Regions from separate parts of the Homo sapiens genome. Here region 1 is linked to region 2. Evidence: read pairs that join two places in POLR2A ChIA-PET (ENCODE). Cell type or tissue: Panc1. All regions are shown on one strand. Links, peaks and the distances in the headings refer to the core of each region. The heading gives the core; the rest is flanking DNA.

Evidence for each region. Peaks named below come from ENCODE experiments on the same cell type or tissue, not always from the same donor. Only the 100,000 strongest peaks of a DNase experiment are listed, where the experiment ranks them.
Region 1: POLR2A ChIA-PET joins it to region 2 with 15 read pairs; 2 of 35 experiments call an interaction of 5 or more read pairs at or near these places.

Annotation. Positions count from the first base shown.
Region 1 is chr10:96,200,310-96,216,366 of GRCh38, forward strand. BLNK (B cell linker) reads right to left here. Exons shown (of 17, transcript NM_013314.4): 8 at 15,012-15,080; 9 at 9,529-9,598; 10 at 7,563-7,590; 11 at 6,702-6,744; 12 at 4,223-4,307; 13 at 3,748-3,779; 14 at 673-749. It also overlaps a transcript of ZNF518A not described here. Among named protein-coding and RNA genes, the nearest start is that of BLNK, 63 kb to the right of the region's middle. In Panc1, for the core only: no CTCF peak of the experiment used is centred there; no DNase peak of the experiment used is centred there; H3K27me3 peaks cover 1,108 bases.
Region 2 is chr10:96,263,661-96,279,717 of GRCh38, forward strand. BLNK (B cell linker) reads right to left here and starts at 7,909. Exons shown (of 17, transcript NM_013314.4): 1 at 7,692-7,909. The coding sequence starts at 7,738. RefSeq lists enhancers at 3,215-4,414, 6,655-6,774, 6,805-6,854, 8,964-9,063, 9,550-9,599 and 1 more. In Panc1, for the core only: no CTCF peak of the experiment used is centred there; no DNase peak of the experiment used is centred there; H3K27me3 peaks cover 2,352 bases.

The sequences.
Region 1 (16,057 bases), core at 3,258-11,257, 64 kb before region 2:
AACACAAGGATTATACCGTTAACTTGTTTTTTGTATTTTTTTTTCATTTGGCCTTAGCTAGGTTCCTGAATTATTTCTTTCTTTCTCCTAAATAAGTAATAATCCCCCTTTCCATTGTGCTCTTATTGCTCTTACTTTGTGGAGTGCTTTACAATTTCCAAAGCATTTTTACAAATATTATTTTATTTGATTCTTGCAAGAAAGGATATATGCCTTCTTTGAAGGCAAGAAGGACACATGCTATTATCCGTATTTTACATTTTTACATATATTTGTATGGAAACTTAGAAAGACTTGCCCAAGGGCACACAGAGTCCTTTCTCTGTCCCTTTATAAACTGTGCTGTCTTATATGTGATTTAATATCATCAGCCTCTACAGATCTATTTGGAGGAAATTACAAAGTTTAAATAAAATCTATGTGAGAGGAAGAATAATGAAAACACATTTCCTTGCTAGTTTTGAGGAAACATTAACTGGAGCAATGTCTTAGTCATTGAAAAAAAACAACAACTGGGTATTCTGTCCCTATTACCAAATGACAGTTCACATAATGATGTAAAATACAGTCTCTGTTCTCAAGGTTCACTCCAAATGTCTTCTTCTCAGAAGACATGCTCTTTCCTGCAGTTTCCTGGTAACAATTTAGTGACATCAAGAGTTCATTTCATACCTGTTCTGAAATAGTGGAATTAGATGAAAAGCTGGGTAGGGGCCCATCCACAGTTGGGTTTCCCCCTTCTGTAAATCCTGAAAGGGATCAGAAAAGTCCTTCAATTAATCTTCATATTTCTTGAACTCTTTCTATGCCTATCCCCTAACACTGTACTAGGTGCTGCCAGGGACACATCCACCAAAAAAAATCCTTAAGGCAATGGTTCCAAAAGTGTGGTCCAAGGACCCCTGGAAATCTCGAAAATCCTTTCAGGTGGTTCAAGAGGTCTTTTCTTTTTGAATTACCTATCACTATGAAACCCAATTTTCCTCATGTAGTTCCACCAGAAAAACATTGCAACAGATGAAATGTAGAAACAGAGATGAGAATCCAGCAGTCTCTGTTATGTTGCAGTAACATACATTAAAGAGATTTACAAAATGTAAACTAATGCCACTCTTTTCCCTAAATTGTTTTTGTTTGGAAAATATAGTTATTTTTCATAAAAATATTATTTATGTTAACATGTAATGAGTTTAATATTATTTTTAAATGGATTAATAAATGTTTTAAATGTCTCAGTTTTAATTCTTAAAATACTAGGTATCAATAGAAACATGTAAACCAAAGCTCTTTGGGTCTACAATTATTTTAAGAGTGTTAAAGTGGTTCTGAGACCAAAATGTCTGAGAATTGCTGACTTCAGGCATCAACTCCCTCAAAGAGTTTACAGTCTAAATGTGGAAACATGTGAAATACGAAAAAGACTTATCTGCATTCATTCATTCATTCATTCATTCATTCATTCTTGTTTCTCTGCCATGGATCAAAGGCATTGGGGATATACAGCAGTTAACAAAACAGCAAAATGCCCTGCTCTCCTGGAACTTAAATTTTAATGGATTGAGATGGGCAATAAAGACATAAGTAAAAAATATATATATAATGTTAGAGGGTCATAAATGCTATGAAGAAAAATAAATCAGGAAAGGAAGAATATGTGGGTGAGATCTGCAGGTGGAGAGGGAGGAGGCACTGGACATCCCAGGAAAGAATGTCCCGGGTAGAGGGAGCTGTGAAGGCAAGGCCTGGCATATCTAAGGAATAGCAAGGGTGCCACTGTGCCTGGAGTACAGTAAGAAAAGGGGAGAAGAGTAAGAGATACAGTCAGACAGGAGGCAATGAAGGGACCAGATTTATAGGACTTGGTGGACCCTTAACATGACTCAAGAGCTGTAATGAACATGATAAGGGAAGCTTTTGGAGGGTTTTGAACAGGGGGGTAACATGATCTGCCTATGTTTTAACAGGGTCATTCCAGCTGCTGGGCTGGAAACAGAGGGTGGCAACAGCAGAGTGGGGGAGGCCAGTTCGGTGTTCTTGCAGGAGATGACAGTGACTTGGACAGATCACAGCAGTGGAAGCAGTGAGAGTGGTTGGATTCTGGATCTATTTTGAAGGAATAGCTGGAAGGTGTGTGAAGAAAGCAAGTGAGAAGTCAAGGGTGACTCTAAGGTTTTTGACAACAGCAACCAGAGTTGTCCTTTATTAAGATGGGGAAATCTGCAGGAGAAAGAATTCTGGATAAACTAAGTGCTTCAGATAATAGTGCCCTGGATGTTTAGAGAAGGCAGCCACCATTGTAAGAGGAGGGGGCAGTGAGGGCTTGGCAGGCCCAACAAAGATGGGCCAAAAGGAAGGATGTATTCTAATAGGAGGGGAACAGCACTCCCAGGTGAGAGCAGCAAAGGTGAGTGAGTGAACAGACTTTCCCTAGGTGCACAGTGCAGGGCAGTTTGTGGTTTCTGCAGTTCTGGCAGTTGGAAGAGTACCCATGGCTAATATTTTCTGACACCCGAATGTGCTAGGCCTATTCTGTTTTCAACATGCGTGCATCTCGTCCTTTCACCAGCTCTTTGTGGAATGAGCTATTATGCCCATTTTATAGAACAGGCCTTCTCAGACCATCCTGTCTACAGCAGCAGCCCTCCCTGCCTCCGTTACTCTCTGCCACCCACCCCTGCTGCTGCGCTGTATTTTTCTTTATAGCACTTCAGCATTTACCTGATATGATATTATTTGTGCGTTTATTTTTACTCTCTGTCTCCTTCAGTAGAATATAAGTTTCATGAGGACAGGGTCTTTATTTGTTTCGTTCATCCTTGTATCTCCTGTGCCTAGAACAATGCCTGGCACACGGCATATGGTCACTAACAACTGAATGAATGACTTGGTTTGAAAAACGGTAAAAGGTATAATAAACCTTTTTAAATAATGAAAAATAAATTTCTGTAGCCAAATCATTTTCACTTTGTGTTGTCAGAATTTTTTTTAAAAACTAGTAAAAGTTTCATTTATTTAAGATGAATATTATTAAAAATTTAAAAAGCCAATTTATGTTTAGTAAAAAAAATGCATAAAAATTTTGCATGTGGACAATTACTGTTTATTTAAATGGATTTAAGCTTTATTATTTTGGAATATATCCCAAATTATCTATGTAAAGCAGAGTTTTTTTCTTCCTTTTTTTCCCACATTGAGTTGCAGGCAAATTAAGGTTTGGGCAGTTACGTTCTGTGAGCCTGACTTATCCGATTCATATATTTTTAGGGTGATGTTTGCCTTGGAAAAATTATCCAGATATTTGCCGTATCTTCTTTTTAAGGTACCTTTTGTAGACATATTTTGTGATCTTTAAAATATATTTTGACTTAATTTAAATCGGTATTATTTGTTTAGAACCAAACACTATAGCTGGTGCTTCCCATATGTTGTTTTACTTGATCTTATTATTTTGAAAACAGCTGTATTGTTTTTGTAAAAAAAAAAAAAGTTAAAAAAGGATGCATGATCAGTAAAATATTAAATCGCTACTAAAAAAAGTAAAAATTGCCTCAAATATATTTACTTTTCAAAACAACTCTGTGAAATAAACATTCTTGGCCCCATTTTACAGGTAAGGAAACAAGTGGGAGAAGATGCCAGGATAACGCAGCTGGAAGCGACAGTGCTGTGTTAGAACCCAGGCCTATCAGACTCTAGGATCCAGCCTCGACCACTCCCTGATACACTACATGGCTTCGTTGTACTTACTTGGCAGAGGTATGGGTTTTTGGTGGATTTGTCTGCAAGAAAGAATTTCAGATAATTAAAGGACAAAGCACAATATGAGTAAGTTTGACTTTTTGTTTACACTGATGATGCTGTGAACAGGCACATCACAAATAAATCAATACAAATGGCCAATAAAATGTATCTAAAGATAAAAGAGCCACCAAAACCTTAAAGATAAGTAAGACTCTTCCTTTTAGTTTTGAAAAAGGAGGAAATCTTGACTAAAGTATTGTATTTTAGTCAAGTTCAATAATTAACCCAATTAGTAGGTCTCTGCAACTCTACACAGTTATTTTAAAGTTGCTCAACACCTTTTAACACGTAACTGCAAAACAATGAAATGTTGGATTTTTACCTAGCACTGCAAGTCAGTGTCACTGTGCAGTGAAACAATGCACATGTTAATTCCTGCAGCAACAAGAGGAAACTGATCTTTAAAGGAAAGGATTCTTACTTCTGGGCAGGAGGAAACACTGGTGACTGCACAGCTTCTTGTCTGTGACTTGACCCTCGGTGGCGTTCAGCAGGTATAGGTTTTTCTGGATCAGGAAAATTATCATATTAGGATTAGAGTGAAATGTCTGTCCTCATCCCAAAACCCAGCAACATCAGCTGAGAAGAACCAAATTTGATCAGAAGTCTTCCCGGGAACATGTCTTAGTTACTGAGATGTCATGGATCTGTGCACTTGCCAGTCTGTTGATGTGGTTGTGCTATGAGGACCAGGACTCCCTCCCAGCAGTGTTACAGGTACATCCTACCACCTCTGCATTCATCCACTGGCAATGTACATAGAGACTGAACCCACGGGCCCTGAAACTTTAAGTGTGTGAGTATAGGTGGAAGCCAGAAGATGAGAACATTTTAGCCACCCTCTAAACAACTCACCCTCTACTTGCCATGTGGCCTCCACACAGGTGGAGACAACACCCTGGTGGGTCTTGATTAGTCATAAGACGTGGTATAAGCAGTGTGTTACTGATAAGAGGCACACTACTGAGTTCATAAATGATCTCTTTTTGCAAAATTAATTGGATCAAATTCAAGGTTATCCCTATAATAATGTAAATCTCACTTGCATTTCAGTGTTTTCCTGAGCAGAAGAGGAAAGGGTGGGAAATGAGCATAAACCTGAAGTGTAAGAAATTTATGTTGAAGCCCATAGTGAACTCTACTGCTGAACCATTAATAAATGTGATCACACATTATTTTAATACTTTACTCTCCCTCAAATTTGTCGTTGGGGGGTGGGGTGTGTTAAAATCTTGGTATGTTCATGTGTGAGTCTGCATGGAAGAAAGGCTGAGAACTACAGAAACCCCAAAGAAATAAAAGTAGTAAGAACTCAAAGATTCAAATAAATGGTAAGATAGACGTCAGGGTTTCTTACCATTCAGTGGTGCACTAAAGCTTGGAAACCTTGAACCTCTGAAGATTGTATTTTGAATTTGTGGCAAGCTACTTCAAACCTCTATGTTAGATGTTTTGCTCATGACATTAAAACTTGGTAATTTCAGAAGGAGAAACAATGAACACCTTAGGTCTTGCCAGCCTATAAGCTTTGACTACACCTGCTCTGCCTCCGCCATCCTGATTCCTTCCTAGGCTAGTAGAGGCCACTCACTCACTTTGCATTTGGATGGTAATTGCCTATGCTCTTGAAATAAATAACAAAGGAGGGGGCATGCCTGGCAGGCTCCTGTACTGGGAACCCTTTGAGAATGAGGACACCTAAGCAGCAGTGGACATGCCTTGGGCCCTGCTTCTTTCCTGGATTTTGGAGGCTCTTGTAGCCATGAAGTCTGCACAGGTTGTACTTACTTCCTACAGATGCTCAGAGCTCCTGAAGTCACTATCACTCCACAACCTGGACTCAGCAGGTCTGAGAGGCTGCAAGGAATGGAAGTACAGAAAAGACAAAAGCCTCAAAGGGAAGGCAGAAGAAAGCAATACAGCAGAAAAGGGGTGATGCCTCAGAAATAGCCTAGGGAAGCAAGATATGGGAGACAGGATGAAAAAACCTAATGGCGTCATTAAAGCAGAGAGGTGAGTTGTAGTGCATGCTCAGAAAAGATCCACTGTCCATCATCAGAGAAAGGAGAGTGCTTTATGTAGATATACGCACATCAACTCAGGGAAGAGGGAGAATACTCACTACATTTTTAACCCTGGGTATCTTCAAGTATGGAATTAAATGGGTACAGGGCATGAACTTCTATATAATGTTTTAAGTGCTGATATTATAGATGATTCTTCTATTTTTTTCCGGTAATTTCCAAACACAATTTTTTTTAACATGAGCAGTTTCTAAAAATATATATAAGATTTTTGAGTGATGATAAAGGAAGAAATTCTAAATTACTCAGGAGGCTGAGGCAGAAAGACAACTTGAGCCCAGGAATTTGAAGCTGCAGTGAGCTATAATTATGCACCACTGCACTCCAGTCTGGGCTACAAAGTGAGACCCTAACTCAAAAAAAAAAAAAAAAAGGAAGAAAAGCAATTGAAGATGTACTAAGAAGACAGACAATTGAACTTTGAAAACATTATCTTGAAAACTTAGCAAAAGAACTTGTTCAAATAAACAGATTTTTAAAGTTTTCATTACTTTAAGTAAGCTATTAGTTCTAAAACATGTGAATGGCTCTACGTTAGTTTTCACATTTATGTAAGGTCCTAGCACTATTGCCTGGCAAGTCATATCTGTCTGCCAAAAGGCAGGTTTTTGCATGCATTCTGTAGCCTACTCTAAACATGCTGAGGTTCTGAGCTAGTTTTGCTGTTCATTGCTCATTGCAAAAACTATTTTGTTTAGAAAATTGAGTTTCATGTTTACAATTGCCCCAAAAATAATGTAATAAATGTGTACATACAAATCCTTAATAAAATAACTTTTAGAGGACATGCTCATCCTTCAAAATAATAGATTTTACCTTCACAAACACTTGAAGCATTCTGTTGAGAGGCAACTGGAGTCTATGTAAAAGAAAAAAAGGCAAGGTTATTCAATATAGCAGAATGTGGAAATAAATGTCAGAGCAATATTATTAAAATAAATATTTTGGCAGCACTTTTCTTTGATGCATTGCTATTCTTTCAATCACAACAACAATTACAAACCCACAGTCCCTAGCCCAACCTTTGCATTAAGCAACAAACAGCCAGAAGTGTCCTATGAAGGAGCAATGTCACTGTGGTGGAGAAACCTCCCTGCCTTGTCAACAGGGTTGATGGAAATCATGACCCCCCCAGCAGCTGCCACATAGTAACCCATGTACAGCAGGCATCTGGCATCTGCTTTGGTCTCATGACCCCCCCCTTCTGTGTGTTTGCTAAATGATTGTAAATGTCAGGCTTCACAGTAGGGACTAGGTCCAGGTGGGCTCCCTTATGTAGTGTTGTGGCCCAGGTTCACCATGTTCTGGCCAGAATCTGAGTTTAGTGAGGCCTATGTGTGCCTGATACACAATGGTCTACCATTAGCTGTGGTGGGGAGTGGACACAGACGCTTCCTGTGGAGAGGGCAGGGAACCTGGCTGCCCCTCTGATCTGCTGCGCACACTCAGTGAAGCTGCTGGGATCAAGTGAGGATGAGCTCCTTCTATGCTCCAGGGAGGAGCATCCTCCCTGGCTACCTGAGGATTTGAAGCTTCTCTTGGACTGCTTGGGCAGCAACTTCAGTTGCTAAGATTGCTGTGTTCACCATAGCTGGAAGCATTTTCAACTTTAAATAAATGGATAAGAATAAACACTGCAGGAAATATGAAGCACTTTTAAATGCAAAATTAACTTACTGTCTTCAGTGGTGTCGTTGGTTTTTTCCTGGGGAATAAAAAGAGATGAGCTTTGTTAAAACACAACGAAGACAAAATGGAGCTATTTACCATTATTTTAGTCTCAAATTTAAGCTAGAATTATGAAAGCGATACAAGTGTGTAGAAGACTATCCTTGCAGGGTGGAGAGGGATGGAAGTGGGATTTAGTTATGATCCTCCTAGGCTCAGATGGAGTCTGCTGACAGATGGGGAAGGGGTCAACTGGGGATAAAGTAGGGCACCAGTCCGGCAGAACTGGACTCTTGCACCAGTTGCACTAATTACTTGGCGGGTGACCTTGGGCCTCTTTGTCTTGAGTGTGAGGTTAGATTCCTCACCTGTCAATTGAGGACCAGGATCAGTATTTTCAGTGTTTCTGTGGAGCCCCCTCTTCCCCAACAGCTCCCTGTGGGGGTTACTGTCCAGGACAGAGGGTAGAGGTAAGAGGGTGGTCCAGCAGGTGAGGTTGCAGCTGCACTTGCCCACTCCAGCTTCCTCCCTGTCTCTAGGGACTATTCTCCACTGTCTTCTGTGCAGGCTTTCTTTCAGAGAGATCCGAAACCAAAACAAGTTTGAAAACCACTGATGTGTGGTCCTGAAGGTACTTGCCTGCACTAACATTCTAGTTTGCAAAATGATTCAGGTGCTGGAGCTTCTGAAAGTCGGGGTGTCTTGTGGAACACTGTAAGTCAATGAACTCAAGATTCCAATAGAGACTGGAGTCTAATATTGGTAAGGTTGTATGCTCCTTTTCTGTGTGTTAAATTTCTTAATTTAAAAACCCTCACCATATCTCTCTCTCGCTTTGTTTTCGGCTGAGAGCTGAAGTGTGGGGGAAGAACACTAAGAATTCCTGAGCACCTGTAAGATGCCTGGCACTGGGTTAGGCTCCTCAGGTGCTATTTAAACCTTACAGTGACATTTTAAGGTGAGGAAACTGAGGCTCAGAGAGACGAAGTAGTTTGCCCAAAGTGATACAGCTGAACTAAGAGAGACGTATGCAGAGTTTTGGTTAATAAACCTTCAACATGGAGGCTTTCTTTGGTTTACACAGAGACAGAAATAAGATTAGAGCCATTCAGGCCAGCTTTAGACATATTTAAATTTGCTTTCCAAATAACCTGTTGAGCCAACATAATTTTACGGGGTGACGTTTGTAATATTAACACATTACAATCGTCACCTGACTGTTTACAAAGCCCTTCTAAATTCAATAAGAAAGAATGACTGTCACTTTCGAGAGGAACTTCAGTCGTATGGCTTTGAGGGAGTGCCCTGGTATGACCAGCACATAGTATATATCTACACACTTATTTACAGACCATAAAACTGAGCAGCAGTAAGTAAAGACAAAACCTGCTAGAGGCTCTGAAAATGATTCAGGTGCTGGAGCTTCTGAAAGTCAGGGTGTCTTGTGGAACACTGTAAGTTAGTGAACTCAAGACTTAACTAAAACTTCACAGGAGGAAATACTTCTAGATTTATTTATTTATTTATTTATTTATTCATTTATTTATTTATTTGAGATGGAGTCTTGCTCTGTTGCCCAGGCTGGAGTGCAGTGCTGTGATCTCAGCTCACTGCAACCTGCAGAGGTTCAAGTGATCCTCCTGCCTCAGCCTCCCAAGTAGCTGGGATTACAGGTGTGTGCCACCACGCCTGGCTAATTTTTGTATTTTTAGTAGAGACGGGGTTTCGCCATGTTGGCCAGGCTGGTCTTGAACTCCTGGCTTCAAGTGAGCTGCCCGCCTTGGCCTCCCAAAGTGCTGGGATGACAGGCCTGAGCCACCATGCCTGGCTCATTTGATGTTAGCAGGGCTCCTTACTCTTGGTCCAAGTTGCAGCCTGCCATGGGGAGAACTTCTAATGAAGTCAACAGGGCAGTGGGGTATCACCATCCTCACTCCCCAGATCTCAAAAGCTGCTTCCTGCAACAGGTACTTACCCGGCCCGTGGCAACGGGGATGGTGCAGCTGGTGGAGGTGACTTGGTTTCCCAGGCCCCACTGTTTCGACCTGCACAAACATATACACTACTCAGTCCCCAAGTCCTGAGCCGGGGGCTGATGCTCACACTGAGGCTGGCCTCTCTGGCAGGCTCAGAAATATTTGCACATACTGTGTTGCTTTCAGTTAAGCACATATAGGTAGTTATATTGAAGCTATTAAGGAAAACTTGTGGGCAAAGGTGATGACACATTTTAAAAGTGTCAGTGTATAAGCTCAGAGCTGGGATGGGGGTTAGGGACTCCACCTTAACATTTCTAAAGGACCTTCTCCTTACCCGCCCCCTGCCCCATGGGGCAAGTCCTGAGCCCACTGATTCTGAGGACTCAGTGAGGACCCCCACAGAGGTCCTTCAGGAAGGGAGCCAACAGCTCACACCTACATCTGTGCACACTGCACAAATGTGCACGGCAGAGGTGCCCAGAGACAGAGGCTCCAACCCACCACTCCTGACACAGACCTCAGACAGTGCTCCTTTATAAGCACACTTAAATACGGTAAATGCCTCTAACTTCACATTCAGAGGATATTTACTCACTCATCTCTGAGTTTTCAAGGGCTTTCGCCGACAGGTTTTCCTTAATGGACAAATTGAGACAAGTGCAGGCTGCTGCCCAAATCTCATCTTCTCAAGTCATAGAAGGGACCCGAAGGGTCTTGTCCCCTGCACCCAACCTCCCTTCCTGTACCTGAAGATAGATGCCAGACAATCGTTATGAGGGAGGAAGTGAAAGAGAAGCAGGATGGATCTTCACTGTGGGACAGAGGGCAGGCCAGGAGGGGAGAGGCCAGAGCTGAGCCAGCCCCCTCAGCATCCCCTAGCTGCCTCAGACATGATGCTCACCTGCTTGGACACCATTGCTCAGTGAGACCAAGGGGTCTCTTCATGAGGCTCTTCATTAACTTAACTGAACTGAATAAATGTTTTCTTAAGAACTTACTACACATACAAGTCCACAATTCCGTTTTTTTTTTTTTTTTTTTTTTTGAGACAGGGTCTTGTTCTGTCACCCAGGCTGGAGTGCAGTGGGGAGATCACAGCTTACTGGAGGCTTCAAACTCCTGGACTCAAGTGATCCTCCCCACTAAGTAGCTCCTGAGTAGCTGGGACTACAGGCATGCACCACCACACCTGGCTAATTTTTTGTCCAGATGAGATTTTGCCATGTTGCCCAGGCTGGCCTTGAACTCCTGGACTCAATCCATCCACCTGCCTTGGTCTCCCAAAGTGCTGGGATTACAGGAATGAGCCACGGTGCCTGGCCTATAATTCCTAATGGATTTATAGGGCATACTCTGTAAGTACAGGCTGGACCTGCTGCCCTCAGTCTGTACTTTCTTAGTTTATGAGATAGAGCACAGATAAGCACACATTGAAATAATAATCCATTACCAAGGATTATTGAGGACTTGGTACATGTAAAGCACATGAAGGCACTGTGTTAGGGGCCGAGGAAGAGGTGAAGAAGCAGACATAGGCCTCTGCCCTCTCAGAATTTATAACAGGGAAGATACATGCACCCTCCATATCATCTCATCCAAACACAGACAAGAAAAAGAAAAGGCCTCAAAAAGTATTGAAATAGAGTTCAGGAAGTTCCTTCCCATGTATGTCACTGGAGAGAGGCTCCCAGGCTTCTACTCAGAGCCCACTGACTCTTTTCCTAAACCCTCAAGGATGGGAGCAACAGCAAAGAGTGGGTGGTGTGGATTGTACCTGGAAGCCTTCCCCAGCACCCTGGGAAGCAATGCCCCCTCCATGACAGCTGTCTTCCACGGTACCTGAACTGGGTCTGATTTTTTGAAACATTTTGGAAAAGAGATTGCGTTTGGAATGTTTACATTTCATGTGACAACATGAAAACAATAAACTGAAATGTCACCTGAATGTGTAGTAGGAGTCTCCCTGTGTTTAAGTAACTGGTGTATCAAATTGAATACTTAAGACTGACACTGTTAAAGTACCCTTGACTGCAATAGAATTTGATGGAAGATCTCAGGGAAGTGGAACAAAATCTTGTATGAAAAATAAGGAAGTAGAAAGAAGGTCTAAGTCTGAATTTCATCCCAGGGGTTTTCCCTCTTCTGAAATGTTAAGGGCTCCTTTGGCCACTATATTATCTTTGTCAGACCTTCCTCCTGGCTTTTCTACTATGCTTCCTTTTCTTGCATATCTCAGAATAGTCTGCCAAAACCTTCCTTTTCCTTTCCTTCCCTATAAATAACTTCTGACAATCAGAGGACAGCATGATTGTCATGGTGGAACACTGTCACGGAGGACACTGGTGGAAAGCCTATGGTCTTGCCTCAGGAAGACAGAGTTCTAGGGAAGGATGGAGCATGACTCTTCATGGGTCACTGGCCCATGAAACAATATTGTTCCCTGATAATATCTGCCAGAATGGTCATGGATCAAGGCAGGTTGAACAAGGGATTCTGAATAATAACAATAATAATAACAAAGCACTAGCATTTTATGAGTGCAAGTCATCTATATTGAGTCACTTAATTCTCATGGTATCTACTCATGATACCCCTAGGCATAGGTGCCATTTTTTCAGAGGAAGAAACTAAGAAACAGAGATGACTTCACTTGTTCAAAGTCCGGCACCTAGCAAATGTCAGAGCCAGGACCTAAACCTCTGGCTTTGGAGTCGGCTAAATCCATTCTACTGGCTTCTCAAGCACAGCGGGGACGGCAGGGGCTGTCACTGCACCAGATTTACTATATCACCCTCGGCAGGCACCTTATTGGCTATCAAAGGACCAAGAGCAATATTGACCAGAGGAAACTGATGTGGTGTGGTGCTTTGACAGAAACACCAACTAGGCACCTGATGGACACTTTTGTGATGCCCACTGGGGGACTATCTGAAGCCTTTAAAGGGGAATGGATGGTTATTCAAAGACACAGGCTAGTAGTCTGATCATTTCTTTTGTAAAAATAATCTCTGAAGGTTCCACTGTTTGCACACTCGGAAACCCACTCGGACTGTTTAGGCTTGTCCCTTCAAAATTATTTCACTTCTTCCCCCTTCCTGTAGGTACTCCCACCTGTATGTGATAATCACATAACCAGGACATTATTTTCTTGTTTAGATTTGCTTTCTTCATCTGATGACCCTAGTATTAAAATACAGCTATACCAGGTTAATAGCAAACTTATGAGTAATAAATCCAGCTGGCTAAAGCCCTGTTGGTGATTCTTTAAATATTTAATACAACCAGTGTTTGAGGACTCATTCACCCTCTCAACCAACTGACCCCTCCACAGTCTCGGCACCTCCCCTGAGCCAGATCCTGGGGTAGGCCCTGGAAACAGCTGTGAGCAAATAAAGACAGAAATCTCAGGGCATGTGCAGGGCACTAGAGGGATCTGTCCCAGCTTGGGGCCAGGTAAAGCCTCCTGAGCAATGACATTGAAGGCAAGGTCTCCAAGGAGCTTGCAATGTACTTAGGAAGCGATTAGACTGAGACACAAAGTAATTAGGGAATAAGTACGGGCTAAGTGTAAGGGGGAAGAGACTTCCTGCAAAGGAGAGCTCTCTGAGGGCTACAGAAACCAGAGGAGTCTTCCTGGAGGTGGAGGCCTCAAGCTGGGCCTTGAAGGATGAGTAGGATTAGGTGTCCTAAAAGTGAGAACACAAAGACCAAGAAGCAAGACCCGTGACATACAGGCTGATTGGAGTACTGGGTGTGTTTTAGGAAGAGGAGGTGCTTGTAAGGCAGTGTGTTTTAGGAAGAGGAGGTCCTTGTAAGGCAAGTAGAGCTTTGTAAGAGGTAAACACCAGATATTAGTAATCTATTTCTCTAAAGGAGGGTTGAGGTCTTCATTTATTTATTTGTTAAAGGTTTTCTATTCCAGTAACAACAGCCCTCATCCTGAGTTATCGGGAGTTAGGAGTCTCCATTTCTGCTGGGGCCTAAGCAACCTGGTCACGATGTTTTAGATTGGCATGTTTGACCTTTGTCTCTCCAGAGGGTAAGATGAGCTGGCTAAGATGGCTCTGAGCTCCACTCCCCACTTATAAAGCGCTTGTGGGTTCTGAGGAGAGGTTAAGTAAAACCAGAACTTGTGAAGAAAGTGAATAATTTCACAAGAAATGAGTCCAGGAAAAGATTTTTAAAATACTCGACTGTTCTTTCATTTTCTGTGAAGGAGCCTGTCTCTGGAAGCAGAGCTCAGCCTCTCAATGACTTGTGTTCAGCTCTGTGAGAGAAGAGAGTGTGTGTGTATGAATGTGTGTGTGTGTGTGCACACGCGCATATGTGTGCCTAGGGGAGAGGGACAAGGGGAGAGAGGGAGAGGAAATGCCTGTGAGAATGCTGGAGAGCAGGCTCCTACACCTCTCTGTGCTGTTAATGGGGGTCATGGGCACCCCTCAGTGTCTTGGGCTCAGCCTTGGGGGTTGCCAAAACCTATAGGAGCAACCAGGAACATTCATGGTTTGGGGGTAGGGGTGACATGGCAAAGACTAGCTTTGTGGTGAGATGAAACTGGTAACATCTGGAGGAGTTCAGCGGCTCAGTCCTTGTCGCTGAGGAGAGAGCCAAGAGGCAGGGGTATGGCTGCTGGACAAGAAGGTGCAAGGTGGCTGAGTAAAGAAAGCCCAGACTAGGGTGGTCACAGCTAAAATGGAACAGCAAATTCAGGAGAAAAAAAAGCAGGATTTGGAGCATGTGGCCTGGAGGCTCTACGCATTGAGAAACAGGGGTGCCCGCAGGGGAGGGAGGAGTGAGTTTAGAGTCCTGTGTGGGAGCATCAAGGTGTTCAGAAGGGAAGTCAGGTTGGGGTTGGATGCCAGGGAGTTACCAGTGTAGACTTGAGACATGAATCCAGATTAATCGATGAACGCTACAGAAGTGAAAAATCATTCTCTCTCCTCAGCACTTAGTGTGTACCAGGCACTCATTAAGAGTTTCGCATTCACATTTGCAGAATTCTCCTGTCACAGAGTAGGGGCTATGAGCACCATTTACAGAAAAGAAAATCTGATGCTTGGAGAGGTGAAGTACAAGCCCAAGGTGGCATAGCTGGTAACGGGGCACACTGGGGTTCCAACCGAGGTCTGTCTGGCTCAAAACCAAGCTTGTAACCATCATGATGTTCTGAAAGAACTGTGGGTTGAGGGCTGAGGGCTAAATTCCGGGACCCCCTCAGTCAAGGAAGGGGACACAGAGAAGCCAGCAAGGTGCCCAGGAAGGTAGGGTGAAAACCAGAACTTGTCTAGCAGATGCCAAAAGGCCTGGGGAAATGGCCACTTCCACACACGTGCCACCAGACAGTGCATGAGGATGAGGACTGGCCTTCTGTTCCCAATATTAAGACATTTGGAAATACAAGTGATTACTCTTCATAGTTGATCTGTTTTTCTTATTTGAAATAGACGTAAAACCAAACCAAATCACACATACACTTTACCTGAAGCTGTTCCTGGAGGAGAGGCGGGCGTTGAGGAATTTGGCTTGGTTGATCTATTCACCATGGGAGCTTAAACACAGAAATGTGTGTGTATATATATATATATATATACATAAAACCATTACAGATACATGCCATTGAGGAAAATTCACACTCAGGGAAAAATGATGACCAGACCAGAGAATTTGCAAAGAATGGGAGACACCCTTATTAGACACACAAACCAATAAAAGAAGTCTTCTTAGAAGAAACATCTTTAGAATGGGAATATCAATGACAGATTCATAATTTGATATATTATTATTTGATTATTTGATGATAGAGATCTTGTTAAAGTGAATAATGGCTTTGAATTTCATTTGCCAAGTGGGAGGTCTAAGAGATAAAGGAGTTTTATTGTTTTTGTTTTTCATCAAGAGTGTATTGAACCCCTTACTGGAGGGGCCCAATTAATAGCTCCACCTCCCCTACCAGATGCAATACACACCATTGCTCTGGGATTTCATGGGTTTTTTTCTGTTCTTTTTTGTTTTTTTAAAGAGGGGTTGGTAAGGAGGGAATGTGTATTTGTTCTTTTGTGGTAATGGGTGGCTTGGGAATTCAGGTGGGTCTTGAAGCTGTTGGTGATAGGTACGGAGTACGGGAGAGGGTTGCTACATGATGGCGGACTGAAACCTGAATATGGCTACCATGGAGTTGAGAGTAGTAGATGAGTAATGTTACCTGAAGAGGTATCACTTGTACTGGATCATATTCTCCATAGTGACTATATTCAGAGTAAACATACCCTGTTTCCATGCCTAATCTTATGTAGCACTGGCTTTTTAAGGTAATTCATTGGTCATAGCATTTGTTGTTCTGTGAAGGGTTTACGGATGAAATGTTTCATAGGCTTATCATACTACTAAATTTAAAGAACCAGGACTCAGGGCATATTTCACTCTTTCATTTTTTCACTCCTCTGCAGAAACTGTTCTTGGTGCAATGTTTACAAGGCCAACATGGTGGCTTGTGACATTGTATTAGGTTTTATGAGAAATCCATTT
Region 2 (16,057 bases), core at 3,729-11,728:
AGGAGGAGGAGGGGCTTGTGGGGAGGGCTCTTTTCTTTTTGGAACAAAGCACAGGGAGGAAGGAGGTGAAGTCAGACTTTCTTGCTCATTGCTGGATGGAGACAAATACGCCAGTAATGAGGAGGCTTAACACACAGTGAAGAGGAGCAACCTCCTGAGAGAGGGTTTCCACCGCAGCAGCCAACCCCAGTGTCCAGTGTCAGCCCAACACAAAAGCTGCTTCCCTACAGCTGTGCTGGGGAACCCCGAGGTCATGTGGGACCTAGAGGACGGCAGCCAGCATCACACTTCAGGGTTCTCTGCTCCCTTGATCTGGAGCAGGGACTTGGGTAGGGGCTGGAATTCCACCCCATCAGCAGGTGAGGCCCATTTCTGGAGCAACAGGTGAAACATACTCTAAATTCCTAATAATGTGCATGGTTCCTAGGGGCCTAGGAAACCCAGCATAAACGTGGAATGAAAAAACTAAGGCTGCCTTTGAGCGCTTAAACCTCAACATCTGACAGAGCAAACACAGAGAAGCAAGGTCACCCTCAAGAAGCAGAATGGCCCCAAGTCTGTGAGATTTAAGGGGGACCTGATGGAATGTAATCACCAATCCAGAGACACAGGGTGTCCAATGGGAGGCAGTAGCGGTACCTCTCTGACCTCCAATCTGCAGAGACGGAGTCTTGGTTAGGTGGACTTAAAAGGCCTCCTTAGTGAGGCTCTGTCTACAGTGGGCAAGAGCACCACAGCCCTGCAAGCCTGGGGGCAGGATTACCCAAGAGCCTTGAGCATCTGACATTACAAGAGACAGCGCTCTTCTGAGCACAGGACCCTGGGTCCTTCACATAGACCTCCTCTCATCATTCCTAATATGCAGAACAATCACACAAAGCGTTTCCTGAGATCCAGATTCAATCGAAACCAATTTAAAGAGTTATTTTGGAGGGGGGCGGGGAGACATAGAAATGCTTAATAGAGCTGGAAAAAAGTCTTTAATGAAAAAGATTGAACCCTTAAAGCCTACCCATCGGTTTCAAAAAAATATATACACACTGGCCACAGGGAGACCAGACAAGACAGGGTGAATCCTGCTCCAGAAACTCTCCCAGCTCATGGAAGGATTATTCCAAATACATGCCTCTTGGACACTGCCACAGAATTTTCATATATAACCAAGAAGATTAAAGGATGGACAAGCAAACGCATTTCATCTCTCCTCCACCAGCTGCTTTGTCTTTTATCCAATGTCCTTAGGCAACATATTCTGCTCTAGGATAAGCACAGTGTGTGCACCTCTGTCCAGAATTTGGCCTTATTATTATTATTATTTTTGAGACATGGTCTCATTCTTTCACCAGGCTGGAGTGCAGTGGCATGATCTTGGCTCGTTGCAGCCTCAACCTCCTGGGCGATCCTCCCATTTCAGCCTCCTAAGTAGCTGGGACTGCAGACGCATGCCACCACACCAGACTTATTTATTTATTTATTTATTTATTTATTTATTTATTTATTTTTGTAGAGATGGGTGTCTCATTATGTTGACCCGGCTGGTCTTGAACTTCTGGCTCCAAACAATCCTCCTGCCTCAGCCTCCCAAAGTGCTGGGATTGCAGGAATGACTCTCTACACCCAGCCAGAATTTGGCCATTGGATCAGACTCACAAGCCCTTGAACTTCTTAATGGCTGTGTTATGACATAATATGCTTTTTACCTCAACATTAAGAATTTCCACTCAAGATTTGCTCAGTCTACTTGAAGAAGTAGAAACAGACTATTTATTACAAGATGACCTTATGTCTGGAAATCTTTTCCTGCTCTCACTTTTCTACCCAGGAGAGAGCAACTTATAGCTCAATGGTGCATATAGTTCATGGGATCTAGTTTTGTTTGACACAACTTTTAAAAAGGAACATCAAATTGAAATGCAGGCCTAAGGATTTATTGCCCCTCCTCTAGGCAATCCCTCATCCAAACCATCCCAGACCGGAAACCCAGTGTGATCTGAGCAAAGACCACAACAATGGCAAAGATATGTATTGCCTATTCTGAACTTTAAATACACGTTGTCACTATAAGCAAATAGAAATGAATATTTGCTTATTGTTCTGAAGAGAACATGTCACTTAGTCTGAATCAGGGTTTCTCAACAGTGGCAATAGGGACATTTTGGGCCAGATGATTCTTTGTTGTGGAGACTGCCCTGTACAATGTAGGATGTTTAGCAGCATCCTTGGGGACTAACTACTAGTGTCTGTAACACTCCCCAGTTGTGACAACCAAATGTTCCCTTGGGGACAAAATTGCCCCTGATGGAGAACCATTGATTGAAATGATCCAGCTATGTCTTGCGGGAGGCTGGGGAAGGATGTTTCTGTGGAATCTATTAAGAAGCCAAAGAAAGCGAAGTGTTTTAATTTCCCTAGAACAAGCTATCCTTTAATTTTTCTCTCCCTTTTTTTCTTGCTCATGTAAGACCTTCTTTGAAAATGAACCAAGCTGATAAATTCTCCCAAGAACAGATGGGGTTAAATCACCTGTAGGGAGAAAACAAGAGATCGTCTGTAAATACATGCCTGAAGAGTTTGGCACCAGCCCAGTTCTTTTCAATCCAGTAATCTAGGAGGCAGGGCTGGAAAATAACTGTGATTTGGTCCTTGGAAACCTAATCAATTGTATCATAGTCCATTTGGAAACATGTTGTGTGAAGAGGAAGGTGTTGTTCAGCCATGGTACACAATCACTGGGTCCAGAAGAGAGGTTCCTCGGACATGTGGACTCTGGTTTAGGGTTTTCCTAGCACAGCCATGCCCAGAGTGGGTGAGGAAGTTGCCTTGAGTTTTCTTGGCTGATGACTCTGAAGTCCACTCGCACTAAGCCAGTTTCTGATAACGTGGCTCCCATGTGACTTGCCCACAGGGAGAAAGAACCCTTCTCAGCTGCTCTGGGTAGTCCATCCATTGGTGTGCCGCAAGATGGTCCAGTTAAGTGGCTTCTCATCCAGTGGGATGCAGGTAGGCAGTGTGAGGGGATGGGAAACCAGACGGTCCAGGAAGTGGATCTAATCTCCACCACTAGATGCTGTGCCTCCTGCCTGCAGCTCCCCTGAAGTTTGCCACCCCAGTTAAAAGGAGTTGGAACCACAAATATGAAGAGCAAGAGAGACAGCAAATGCCACTCAGCTTGGGTGGTTTGAGGTACTGGTGGTTGTGTTTGCTTTTTATTGACTTGGTATACTGACTAAGTGGCAAATACTCTTCTGGGAACTTCAGTCCATGTTGTCTCACTTGGTCTTCACACAAGCCTGTGAGGAAGGCATCTCTAGCTTCGTTTGGCAGCTGGGAAAACTGAGGTGTAGAGAAACTGAATGGCTTCAGCTAGTAACTGGCCATTAGAATCAGCCCTGTTGGGCCCCAATGGCATGGTCCTTCTAAATATATCAAGAAATATTTCCTGAGAGTCCTGAGATAAAATGGTAGCCTTTGAGAATGTAACATATGTCAAATGTGGTCTCTGTGCTTAAAGGATCACAGCATCAGAGCTGAGAGGGACTTTGGGAAATGTTCTCATTTTGTAGTTTGAACCAAACAAACATAGGGGACATGGGGGAGCTAATAACCTATCCGGGATGTTGTGGAAGAAAAGGAAAGAAAAGCCATATATGGAAGAGAAGAGCCATAAAGAAAACCTGCAGGGTGTGGTAGGTGAGTGGGTGTCAGCTGAGGTGAAGAGGGAAAGGTGAGTCAGTGTGAGGGCTGACGAGGATACCATCGACCAAAACAGGGAGGATCTGAGAGACAGCTAGTTGTGGAAAGGTGAAAAGAAGGTGAATTTGTTTCTGAAGAACTGAACCAGAAAAATCAAGGAAGTAAAAACTCCAGTTGAAAACTCCAAACCCTGAGAAGAGAAGGCATGTCTCAGAATCCATTAGAAAAGGTCTCAGTGAGACCCCTACCAGGAAGACCCAGACACCCACAGCAGGGTTCTGTCATGCTTAACATTATTAGTCACTTAGATGAACGCAGAGAAGGAATGTTTGTCACATCTGCAGTCCATGCAAAGCCAAGTGTCACAGATGTCAGAATCAATAGACAAAATAGTCAAAATAGTCAGAAAGAAGAAAAGGAACCAACATGAAACTTATCAGGGATCAATGGAAAGTCCCTGTTTATTTTCAGAAAATCAATTACACAACTATAGAATTAGAATAACAACAGTAATGATATTAATAGCTACTATTTTGAAAGTCCTATAATCACTATGTGCCAGTTGCTTCACAGAAAAATTTATTTAAACCTTACAATAGCCCTACAACATTGGTACTGTTATTATTATCTTTATCTTACAGGTGAGGAAACCAAGGAGATTAGGCAATCTTGCCTAAAATCACACAAATCTTGATTTTTCTAATGGAAAAATGCCATACTCTTTAATCAATAAGATAACTGGGGAGACCCGATTTGACCACACTTGTGTCAAAGACCTTTTCTAGTTGTAAAAATGAGCAGGTATGTGTTTGTTTATGCTACAAAGAAAAATACACAAGCACAGATGATGAATCAATTGGGAGGTTATTAAAAACTAAACATTTCATTTTCAAGTTAGTTTTACTAATTTGAAAAGGGATATTTGCAAAGTGATTCAGGATTGTAAATTTTGAAATGTTCCCCTAGAAAGGTGAAATTTTTATGATCATAGGAATGTTTACTGTGGAACGATTGAAACCCAGCTCTAGCCAGGTTTCTGATCATAACTTTACCTTATACAATTAAGGGAAAATCATGGCTAGGAATCAACTAAAAGACCCTAAGTGTCTATGGACTCCTACTGACAGAGAAGCCTACTTTAGCAGGCCTCGGTGGGAGCAAAGACATGAGAATCTGTGCTCACACCTCTCTGTGGTCACAAGCAACTTAGCCATCTCACCTATCTCTATTCTTATACAGCAGAAACTCTCAAGGTGATGACCCATCCCCACTGGGTTCATCCAGAACATTCCCTTTCTTCTTCATTTTGAGAATTCCTTGTCTCCTTCCAATCCTGCATGCCCTCCTTTCCTTGGATGACTCTGCTTCCCCTCTCCTCCTAGTAATTCCTTCTGCTCCACTCTCTTTTCAGTCCTGGGAATATACTCCCTGGATCAAGGTCATTCCTTTCAGTCCTTTGGATGGACACTCACTGTCCTTCTATTTTTGTGGCTAAGAATTTGAGCAAATTCTCACCTAAGCCTAAGAGTATAAACATAACTGTCCACTTTTATGGTCATCTGGTGCCAAATAATTACATGGTTAATCAACCTTCAGAATTGATGTCAACCAGTCAGGACAGAGGACACAAATCACAGGAGGCAAGTATTTCATCTATTGACTCCTCACCATCCTATCTATCTAATTATGGAAAAGAGTTAAGATGGTGCTTCGAGCCCATTGAGTTTACAATTTCATTTCTTTGAAAAGTTCCACGTCAACAGTACATTTTACCACAACAGGATGATTCTATAAAGACAACTGAGTAATCAAGTGGAAAAAAAGTTACTTTTATGTAAGCAGATGAGTGTAGTGTATGATTATCCATGGTATAATTTTGGTTTTCTATCCCATAATCTATGGTTGTATATTGCCCATCAACTACTCTGTGATCAAGCTGGACTTTGTCCCAAAGGGAGGAATCATAAAATGATTTAAGTTCTAGCACCTTTACTTAAATTCCCACCTGGATTCCCTGAAAGAGAATGCATTTCTGTATAGTTCTACATTATGGAATATGTCTGAAAACAAAAAAAAAAAAACATTTGGAATCCTCCTGTTCATTCAGAGGAAGGTGCCTAGTTAGTTTCTTTGCCATGTCTTTCTGCCCTCTCTTTCCCTCTTCCTTCTCACTGCCATGTCCCAAGTCCAGGCCTACAACCCTGGATGCTTGGGTTACTTAAGCGCTCCTCCCTCCCACCAGATCCCTGCCTCCAGTGTCCCTCCCACTCCAACGCATCCTACCAGGCTCCTTTAAGCCTACTGTCATGACATTGCTAACAGCTAACAGCATAACCTGTTCTCCAACTCCCTATGGTCAGGGCACTCACCATCCTTTGCAACCTGGACCCACCTTATTTGTCCAATCATACCAGGACCTTCAGGTCCCACATTCCCTACTCTTTAGTTTCTGCTGGACAGAAAACTCTCCTCACTATCCCACAAATGGACCGTACTTGTGTTAAGCTTTGAGTGACAGCCTCTGTATTTCCTCCCTCCCAGCACATAACATGTTTCCTCCAATTCTCCAGTATTTTATAATTTTACCCACCTCTCAAAGCCTACCTCTTAAAAGTATCTTCTCTATGAAACCTCCTCCTGCTACTCTAAGTCTCTTCTTACATTCCTTCTGTCGCTTACAGCTTCCATTGTATCACCCCCGCCCCTCATGAGGGTGTAGCTATTTGAGACCAAGGGCAAGAATGAGGTGCCTTCTTGTCCCGTCAGTGCTGATCACACAGCAGCACTCAACAGCATGTTCTTGAAATGGTTGAACACAGCTGATGTTGCCTACTGATCCCAGATCATTGATGCATTTCACATTACCTTTTACCAAGCACCTCCTAGGCATAAGACCTGTATTCTACTGTGAAGGGTTGTCCCTCTGCCAATCCAGACTTTCTCTTAAATATTGTCTCAAAAGCTTCAATTCTCTGGCTCATTGTTATCTGTGATTACTTGTCTGCTACATGTGTCACATCACCCCCTGAACATTTGGCTAAGTTCTAATATGTAGTCAGAATAGAAAACACTCCCTGAACAGAGGGGAACATCACACACCGGGGCCTGTCAAGGTGGGGGACTAGGGGAGGGAGAGAATTAGGAGAAATACCTAATGTAGATGACAGGTCGATGGGTGCAGCAAACCACCATGGGATGTGTATACCTATGTAACAAACCTGCACCTTCTGCACATGTACCCCAGAACTTAAAAGTATAATAAAAAAAAAAAACTGTTAAAAAATGTGAAAAAAAAACTGCACTCCCAGAACTTTAAAAGTTCCAGTCTCTGAAAGCCATGATGCCATTACAATGAGACAAAAAGAAGACCTTCAAAAGCAAAATTTGGGGAAGTTGTCTTTTCCATAGCTCCTTGACTCACGCCCATGGGGCCGCTTCTGGTTTATTCTTTTTGAGAGGCTTGTTATGGATATTGTTACATTGACATGAGGGCATTGGAAAGACAGATCTAATCCCCCCAAACACACTTGTCATATACACCCACAAAATAAATGAGACAATAAAACAATGAATAACAAATGATTACAGCTATCCTTAAAATTAAATAGTAACCTGCAATAAAATGGGTGAGGACTCAGTTTAGAGAAACCCTTCCTTAGAAAAGTTGGTTGCATTCAGATTCTAAAAGTTGACCTTCAGTAGAATCTAAGCCCTTGGCATTTGTTTTATTATCTTTCCAGAGCTTTACACTTTATTGTAAGAGGCAGCTAAAGCAAGTCTCTCTTGTTCCTACACATTTCTTTAAGAACTCAGTTCACTTCCCTATAGCAAGTGCCACCCAATGCTTTCCCTAAAAGCTCAGTCCACTTCCCTATAGTAAGTGCCACCCACTGGAAACTAGCAAAGCATTCCAGGATTTCAGTATTTCTGAGATGCCATAAGAGCACTGGGGGGAAAAAAAGGAGATGAAGAAGGGTATTGGGTGGGGAAAATCTTACCTCAACTTCTGACTGGCGGGGACGGTTATTTTATTAAGCTTGTCCATTCTGTTTGGTAATTGTAAGAGACACGAATAACTGTCCAGTGGTCACGTCAGCAGTTCCTGGCCCTCCTAGGGAGCAGCATGGTAAGCCTCTGGTCTCAAGGGTTCCGGCCACTCAAGTCTGATTTCTGAGAGTGCAGGCTGCTGGCAAACACCCCTGCTCTAGGGAGAAGTAAAACTTGCCCGAGCACATAGTCAAGTTTCATGTTTCTACATAATCATGTGATCTGGATAGCCAGCCAGCTTGGTGATTACTCCACTTTGTGTAAACTTTAATAATGAAACCTATTGGGCAGGCAAATTTCTTTCCAGCTGCTTTCTTTTACAATCAGATTTGTAACCAGGTTAGGACAAGTTTCTGGCTGGTCACTACTTCCTGTTTGTCCCAAACACATATAGTCTGTTTCCAGCAGGTGCATGCTATAACTGGGAACTTCCTGGGCTCAAGGAAAAGCAGAGTAATCAAGTCCATCTGAACCTCTCTTGGAGACTTTCTGCTTATTTGCATAAAGTTATGGATAAGCTTTTTCTACTTATAGAACCATTATATAAAAATGGCATTTTTGTGCTTTTTCCTACCCCCCGATGCGGGCAATACGTTTAAAAATAAATATCAGGTTGTCAGTGGCATGGTGGTAACAGTTTACTCAGAGAATTAGAGTATCTCTTTTTCTGGAGCTCTATTTAAAATGGGATGGGCAATTCTCTGTTCATCTGGGGGTAGGGATGGATGACTCAGGAAAGGGGAGATGAACTCTATCGTCAGATGTGCAGCCTCCTTATTGCCTGATAGAGTCAGGAGTTACCTCGCCGATAGCCAGATGCTTTCAAACAAACCAGGATGTACCCAAAAGTCAGATGAGAACAAATCTAACAGTTTCACAACAATGCAATTCCTACATCAGGCCATTCTGAAGTCCTAAAAGCAGAATGCCATTCCCCTCCTTGCATTTGCCTCTTTCTGTCCTGTCCACCACTTGCTCATCACACCCAGTGACACGCCAGACACGAGGCCATCTCAAGGTCAGACAGGTGGGGTGAGGCTGGGAGGAGGGAGCCATACCTGTAGGGGCTGAACCTATTCAGAGAACTCTACTTCCCTCCTGGAAGACTTTATATTTCCTTCTGCCTAATCTGAAAAATGCTGATTTACCTGTTGTTTAAAGAGCAGCCCGCAGTCCAGGGTCAAGGAGGAAGAAAATGGGAGGGAAGTGACCTTTTGTACCTGGACACACTTTTCTGCAGCCATTGAGAATGCCCTGCTCACCCTTGTGGAATAAAGTACACGTTTCCAACATTTATCAAGGGAACCAGTCTTCTCCTGGGTCAGAATACACAGCAGGACAAAGTAAAGAGCTCTCAGTTACCTCTCCTGTTGCAGACCCAAGATCTGGCTGAAGACAGTGGGGAAAGAGGAGAAGACAGAAGAGGAGAAGGAGGTGGAGGAAGAGGAGGAGGAGGAGGAGGAAGAAGCGGAGGAGGAGGAGGAAGAAGAAGCGGAGGAGGAGGAGACAGAGGAGGAGGGGGAGAAGGAACAGCGGCAGTGGTAGAGGTGGAAACCGTGGATGGATTTCTTCCCTCCTGTGCCTCTTCTTTGCACAAATGGATGTTCTGTCTTTTTCCAGGTAACCTTGATTATTCACATTCATCACTGCCTATGAATTTCTGGTTTGACCAGATGTTTAGGAGCAGAATCTTCAGAGCTGTTGAAGGGTGGGGCCCTTCTGCTTGGCCAGGACACTGACTTGGCCAGGCCAGCAAGAGAGCAGACAATGTTGCATGAGAAAAATGCAAGTGCTTGTCTCCTGCCATCATTCATTTTCCCCAATCTGGCTGCTCAATTTTCTTGCAGTGCATCCTGAAGGAGCTCTAGACCCTGCCTCCTCCTCTCCCATAGTTCCTAACTGAAAGAAACAAGTAGACTAGGATGGTAAAGGCACATACAATGTCATCAAAGATCAGGAAATTCAGGCTTCACTGAATGAAATGATAATAGTCAGCTCGTTCTTTCTGAATTATTGTAAAATGCACCCCATAAGTCACTTGACTTTTCTCTCCACCAACAACTTTGCTCAACACCTGGCTGACAACTTCATATTTCCCCAGAGAAAAAGACCAGAGGCAAAGGTTACACTTCTGCTTTTTCTTTTTACAGCCACTGGTCTTTCTTCTTTTTACTGTATTTAGTCTAACATGATGAAAATGAGAGACTGTGTTTCCAGACTGGACATTTTACCCCATGTGAAATACAGTGTGACAGCCTAATGTTCCAGGCCTGCCACAACTGCTTTGGCTTCTAAGTTGCTCCATGACTAAATGAAAATTTTAAATTATTTGACTCTAATTTTGAAGTGGGGAAAACCTGTTTTTTTTTTTTTTTTTTTTTTTTTTTTTTGAGACGGAGTCTTGCTGTCACCCAGGCTGGAGTGCAGTGGCACGATCTTGACTCACTGCAAGCTCCGCCTCCTGAGTTCACACCATTCTCCTGCCTCAGCTTCCTGAGTAGCTGGGACTACAGGCACCCGCCACCATGCCTGGCTAATTTTTTGTATTTTTTAGTAGAGACAAGGTTTCACCGTGTTAGCCAGGATGGTCTCGATCTCCTGACCTCGTGATCCGCCCGCCTCGGCCTCCCAAAGTGCTGGGATTACAGATGTGAGCCACCACACCTGGCCGGGGAAAACCTTTTTAAGCAAAACACAAAAAGGAAAAACAGTGGTAAATCTAGATACATATAAATTTAAACTTTTATGTGACAAATGCACCATAAATGAAAGTCAAAATACAAATGACAGGCCCCATAACTGGATTACCAAAAAGGTTAATGCAAAGATGGAAACTGATGATACCAAGCCTTAGTTGGTAACTTATAAAAGGAATGAAACCACACAACGTGGTTCCACAGCGCACACAGAACGATATACCATGATAAGCCTTTAAGGTCGGTCTACATAGCACAGTGGACATGGAAATTAATGAATCACTAGATTCACAGATGAGAAATTGACAATCCCAACCTTAAAGAAAATTTGGAGTGCCTATACACTGTTGCTAAAAGTATAAGGTGCAATGGTTTGGAAACAGTTTGGTATTTTCCAATAAATTTGATGGCATGCATACCTATGACCCAGCATGGATCACAGATATTGCGGAGCACTCCTAACTCTGTATATCAAAGCATGTGCTAGAATTTTCACTGAAGCACCATTTCTTTTCTTTTCTTCTTCTTCTTTTTTTTTTTTAAGATGGAGTCGCACTCTGTTGCTCAGGCTGGAGTGCAATGGTGCGATCTTGGCTCACTGCAACCTCCGCCTCCCAGGTTCAAGCAATTCTCCTGTCTCAGCCCCCCTGTAGCTGGGAATAGAGTTGCATGCCACCATGTCTGGCTAAGTTTTGTATTTTTAGTAGAAACGGGGTTTCACCATATTGGTCAGGCTGGTCTCGAACTCCTGACCTCAGGTGATCCACCCACCTCAGCCTCCCAAAGTGCTGGGATTATAGGCATGAGCCACCACGTCCGACCTAGCCACCAAGCCCAGCCACCATTTCTAATAGGGGAAAAAAATGGCCCTGGAAATAACCCAGTTGTCCATCAACTGGAGAACAACTAAATTAATTGTGACATATTTTCATAATGGAGTACTATTCAACAGTGAAAATGAGTGAACCCCAGTTGCATCAGTATGGATAAATAACAAAAATAATTTGAGCAATAAAGGCAAGCTAAAGAAGTGTATGATCCCTTTTATATTAAGGTTAAAGACATGTAAAACTAAGTAATATGTTATTTAGGATAAGTACATCTATGGTAAAACCAAGCAAGGGAATGAAAAATGAATAAGTCACCAGGGAGCAGGATTGGAGCGAAGGGACATGCAGGGCTTCCAAGCAATTGTAGTATATTTCTTAAGTTGAATGGTGGGTATAAGTGTTCATTTTATTGTTATTCTTTATATCTTATACATATTGTAGGTATTATATATTTAACACAAATTTTAAAAGATCTGATCTATCTTTGAACTTGTGTTGTAATAACAACAAAAAAAAAAAAAAAAAAAAAAGAAAGAAAAAATATCTGGTCTAGAATTATGGGGCAAAGTCAAGATAGCATGCCTAAACCTAAGTCAGATGGTGGTGATCCACCATCTCTGTGAGATGATGAGACTTGAGAACAAGAAGACGGATTGTACTGCTTCTTGGGGTTGAGACCCCACCAGCCCTGGTTTCTCTTGGGCTCTTTGCCTTGCATCTGTGGATGACAACTACAACACCATGTTTACTGAATGCTTTCTGTGTTTCCTTTACTATGATGACATTCATTTTACATGTGAAAAAATTGATTCTGAGAGAGGCTAAGTAAACCGGTCTAAAGTTACACCACTCATCAATGGAAAAGCTGGGACTCAAACCCCAGTCTGTTTCCATAGTCTAAGCTACTAATCATAGACTCTGCCACTGCAAGAGAGATTTTCTGTGATTCAGCAGACAGGCCTGCTCTGGCATCAGGCACCAACTTAACCATGACCTTGGGCAAGTCTTTTAGTCTCCCTCACCTCAACTTCTTACCTCTAGAGCAAGGGATTCAAAGGGGCTGGGGCTCCATCTGACTTGGAATCTGGACATTGCCAATGTGCACAGAAACCGGTTAGTGCCAGTGGAAACATTCTCAGAGCTTTTAGAAGAGAAGTCTTGAATTCTCTTTACTAGACTGCTTCCCAAAGAAGTGCTCAGTGGCTGTGGCAGTTTACAGTGCCTTGGAGGGAGTCCAAGTCCTCACTGGGACTGGAAAGTCAGGCACAGTTCACTCTCTTCTCTGCTACCCACACACTGATGGCTTTTCCCTTGCCAGGGCCAGTTTAGGCAAACTGCCACAGGAAGTTGGCAAGGTGTGATGTTGGTGCTATGCAGTCTGGTTCTATGCAGAACTATAACCTGTTTCCAAGAGGCTCAGCTTCACAACAACTCCATGGGGGCAAAGGGTACTATGGTCATTCCCATTTTATGATGTGAAGTCTGATCCTCAGAAGGGTGACAAAACTTACTCAAGGCCACCCATCTTCTTGACATCAGAGCTAGGGCCTTTAGCCCCCAAACCATTCACCCTCCTTTCCTTTCTTGTGCTGGCCCCCTTTCTCAGGGTTGGGACAGGGATGCATCCTGCAGCAATCACAGACCCAGTAGCTTTCCCACGCATGCGGGCCAAAGTGGCAGGAGCTTGCGGATGGACAGGCCCGTGCCTGGTTTTCTCAGCCAGTGCCAGTGAAGAGCCAGAGGGAAAAAGGCTGGGAGGAAGCTAAGGAGCCTGGGTAAACCAGTGGAGGAAAACAGCGGAAGAGACTAGGGAAAGGCAAAGACAGACAAGGAAGCGTGGCAGATGCTGGCAGTGGTTTTTCTGTTCTTTTTTGTGGAGACAAGGAAGAAAGAAGGAAGAAGAAAAGACATCTGAGACTTGAGCAAATGGGCAAAGGCCCTTTTAGGCTCAAGGCTTTATTTCTGTGAGACAAATTGGTTCCCTATTTTATCTGTTCAGTAAACTCAACATTCTATACATCAGATTGGCATGGAGTGGGCATCTGTTTTATCAGGAGAATGACTCAGATGAAAACATCGTTTACTCATTGCATCCAGCCCAGCCTCTATTGGCAAGAACATTACAATAGCCTAATATTGGGATGGACAACTCCTGGCCTATGTGTCATCTTTACCTCCTCCCTTGCCTTCTGTCCTCAGAGCCAATCTGCCAAGATTCTCCTTGGAAATATTTCCACATTTACCCTGCTGTCACTATAGCCCAGGCCCCCACTTGGTTCACTGATCAGCCTCTTGCTACTTCTCAGTAGTGAGATCCACCCCCAATCTCATCCCCATGCCTCCAGCTACTGACCTTTCTTAAGGACCTCAGAGGAATTTCCTTTCTTCTAGAACCAAGTACCAATGTCATTCATGCCTCACTGTGACTGAGTCTCCTTGATGGTCCATCTTATTCCTCACTAATTCCCAGCAGGTGACCATCCCTTTAGCCAGACGGGTCATCAAACACTCTTTTCTCCTCATCAGTCACATGGCCCAGCCGCTAGTCAGAACCACCACCCAGAAGTGAAGAAGCAGATACACAAGGCCTTAGGAAATCAGGAGTCCAGGTAATTTCCATCAGTCAGGGCCATTATGGAGCCAAAGAGCAGGCAAGGGTGGAGAGGCAGTTTTCGGTCCAAGGAATGGGTGTATCAGAGATGTGGAAAGCTGAGATAACACTCATGGCCTCCAAGAGGTGAGGGTCTATGATATGGTTTGTTTGTGTCTCCACCAAAATCTCAACTTGAATTATATCTCTCAGAATTCCCATGTGTTGTGGGTGAGACCCAGGGGAAAGTAACTGAATCATGGGAGCTAGTCTTTCCCGTGCTATTCTTGCGGTAGGGAATAAGTCTCACTAGATTTGATGGGTTTATCAGGGGTTTCCACTTTGGCTTCTTCCTCATTCTCTCTTGCTGCTGCCATGTAAGAAGTGCCTTTCACCCTCTGCCATTATTATGAGACCTCCCCAGCCATGTGGAATTATAAGTTAAATTAAACCTCCTTTTCTTCCCAGTCTCAGGTATGTCTTTTCAGCAGTGTAAAAATGGACTAATACACTCTGTCTGCCCTATGTCCTCAGTAGCAAATGCTGTGGCTGTTGATTGTCATTTTCTGTTACCTTTTATCTGATGAAGCTTGACTAGTCTCCCAGTCTTTCTACTTAGGCAGTCCATCTGGATTCAAAGGGTCCCCAAACAAAAGCAGAGCAGACTTGAGCAAATATTTTATGTTCTTAAATATTCCATTGTCTCCAATTCAATATATATTTGTGATCCCAATCCCATCATAAAGATATCATAAAGATTTCCCTTATCTCCAATTCAATGTATAAATTTAATGTGATCCCAATAAAAATACCAAGAGGATCCTCTCCCTCCTCCCAAGCCAGATCTAGACAACTTGGTTCTAATGCTTCTTTATAAAAATAAACAAGCAAGAATAGCCAAGAAACCCTTGAAAAAGAAAAACAAGGAATGGGAAGGGACTAGCCTTCCTAGACATTAAAGTACAGTATGAAGCCTCTCTAATAAAAACAGCGTGGTATTGCTGCATGACCAATGGAAGTAATGAGAAAATATGTAGATAAATAGAAGATTATAAGCAAATTAAGTATATTATGAATGTGGCATATCTAATGGGGAAAAATAGGCTTTTCAATAAACAGTACAATTGCACAGCCATTGGGAAAAGTACAAAACTTAGATTCATACCTCAAATCATTTGCAAGAGTGAACTCCCAATGGATCAAAAATCTAAATGTAAAACATGAAGCCATAATATACCTGAAGAAAACACAGTTAAATTTCTTTATAAACTTATCTATGATTTAAAATCTAGAACTAATAAAAGAAAATCTTAATAAATTTAACCTGAGAAACATAAAAATTTTTTCATAGCAAAAAACACCATAAGCAGTATCAAAAGATAAAAGATAAATTGGGAGTCAAGAGTTGCATCATATATCACAGAACCAAAGGCTAATATCTCCTTAATAGGTAGAGATCCTAAACTTTGAGATAAAAAAAAAAAAAAACCAACTAGACAAAAAGTGGGCAAAACCATGAACATGAAAGGCAGGAGGCCTTTAAATGGATGAAAAGTATGCTTAACCACACTCCTATTAAGAGAAAGATTATTATAATCATGCTGAAGAAATATTTCAGATAAGCAAAAATCTAAAAGTCTGATGATGCTGTTGTTAAGGCTGTGAGGAAAAGACACCCTTTGCTTGCAAAATGTTGTACTCCCCTAGGAGGGGATTTGGCAATGAGGTAGGAGGTGGGGCTTGGACACCAGACCAAATTGAGGACTGTATAAAACAAGTCAGGCTGGAAGCACCTCCCATGTCAGTTTACCATTGCCATGGCAACACCCAGAAGTTACCACCCTTTTCTCTGGCAATGACCTGACAACCTGGAAGTTACCACCCTTTTCCTAGAAATTTCTGCATTAAACTACCCCTTAATTTGCATCTAATTAAAAGTGGATATAAATATGAGTGTAGCTCTGCCTCTCAGCCGCTACTCTGTGCACACCGTCTATAAGTAGTCCTGCTCTGCAAGGAGCAGTGCTTCTGCTGCTGCTGTAGGCTGCCGCTTCAATACAAGTTGCTGTTTAACACTATTGCTGGCCCTTGAATTCTTTCCTGGACAAAGCCAAGGACCCTCTGGAGCTAAGCCCCGATTTTGGGCTTGTCTGTCCTACATCAGCAATACCTAATAAAATTACTTGAATTTACCTTATGAC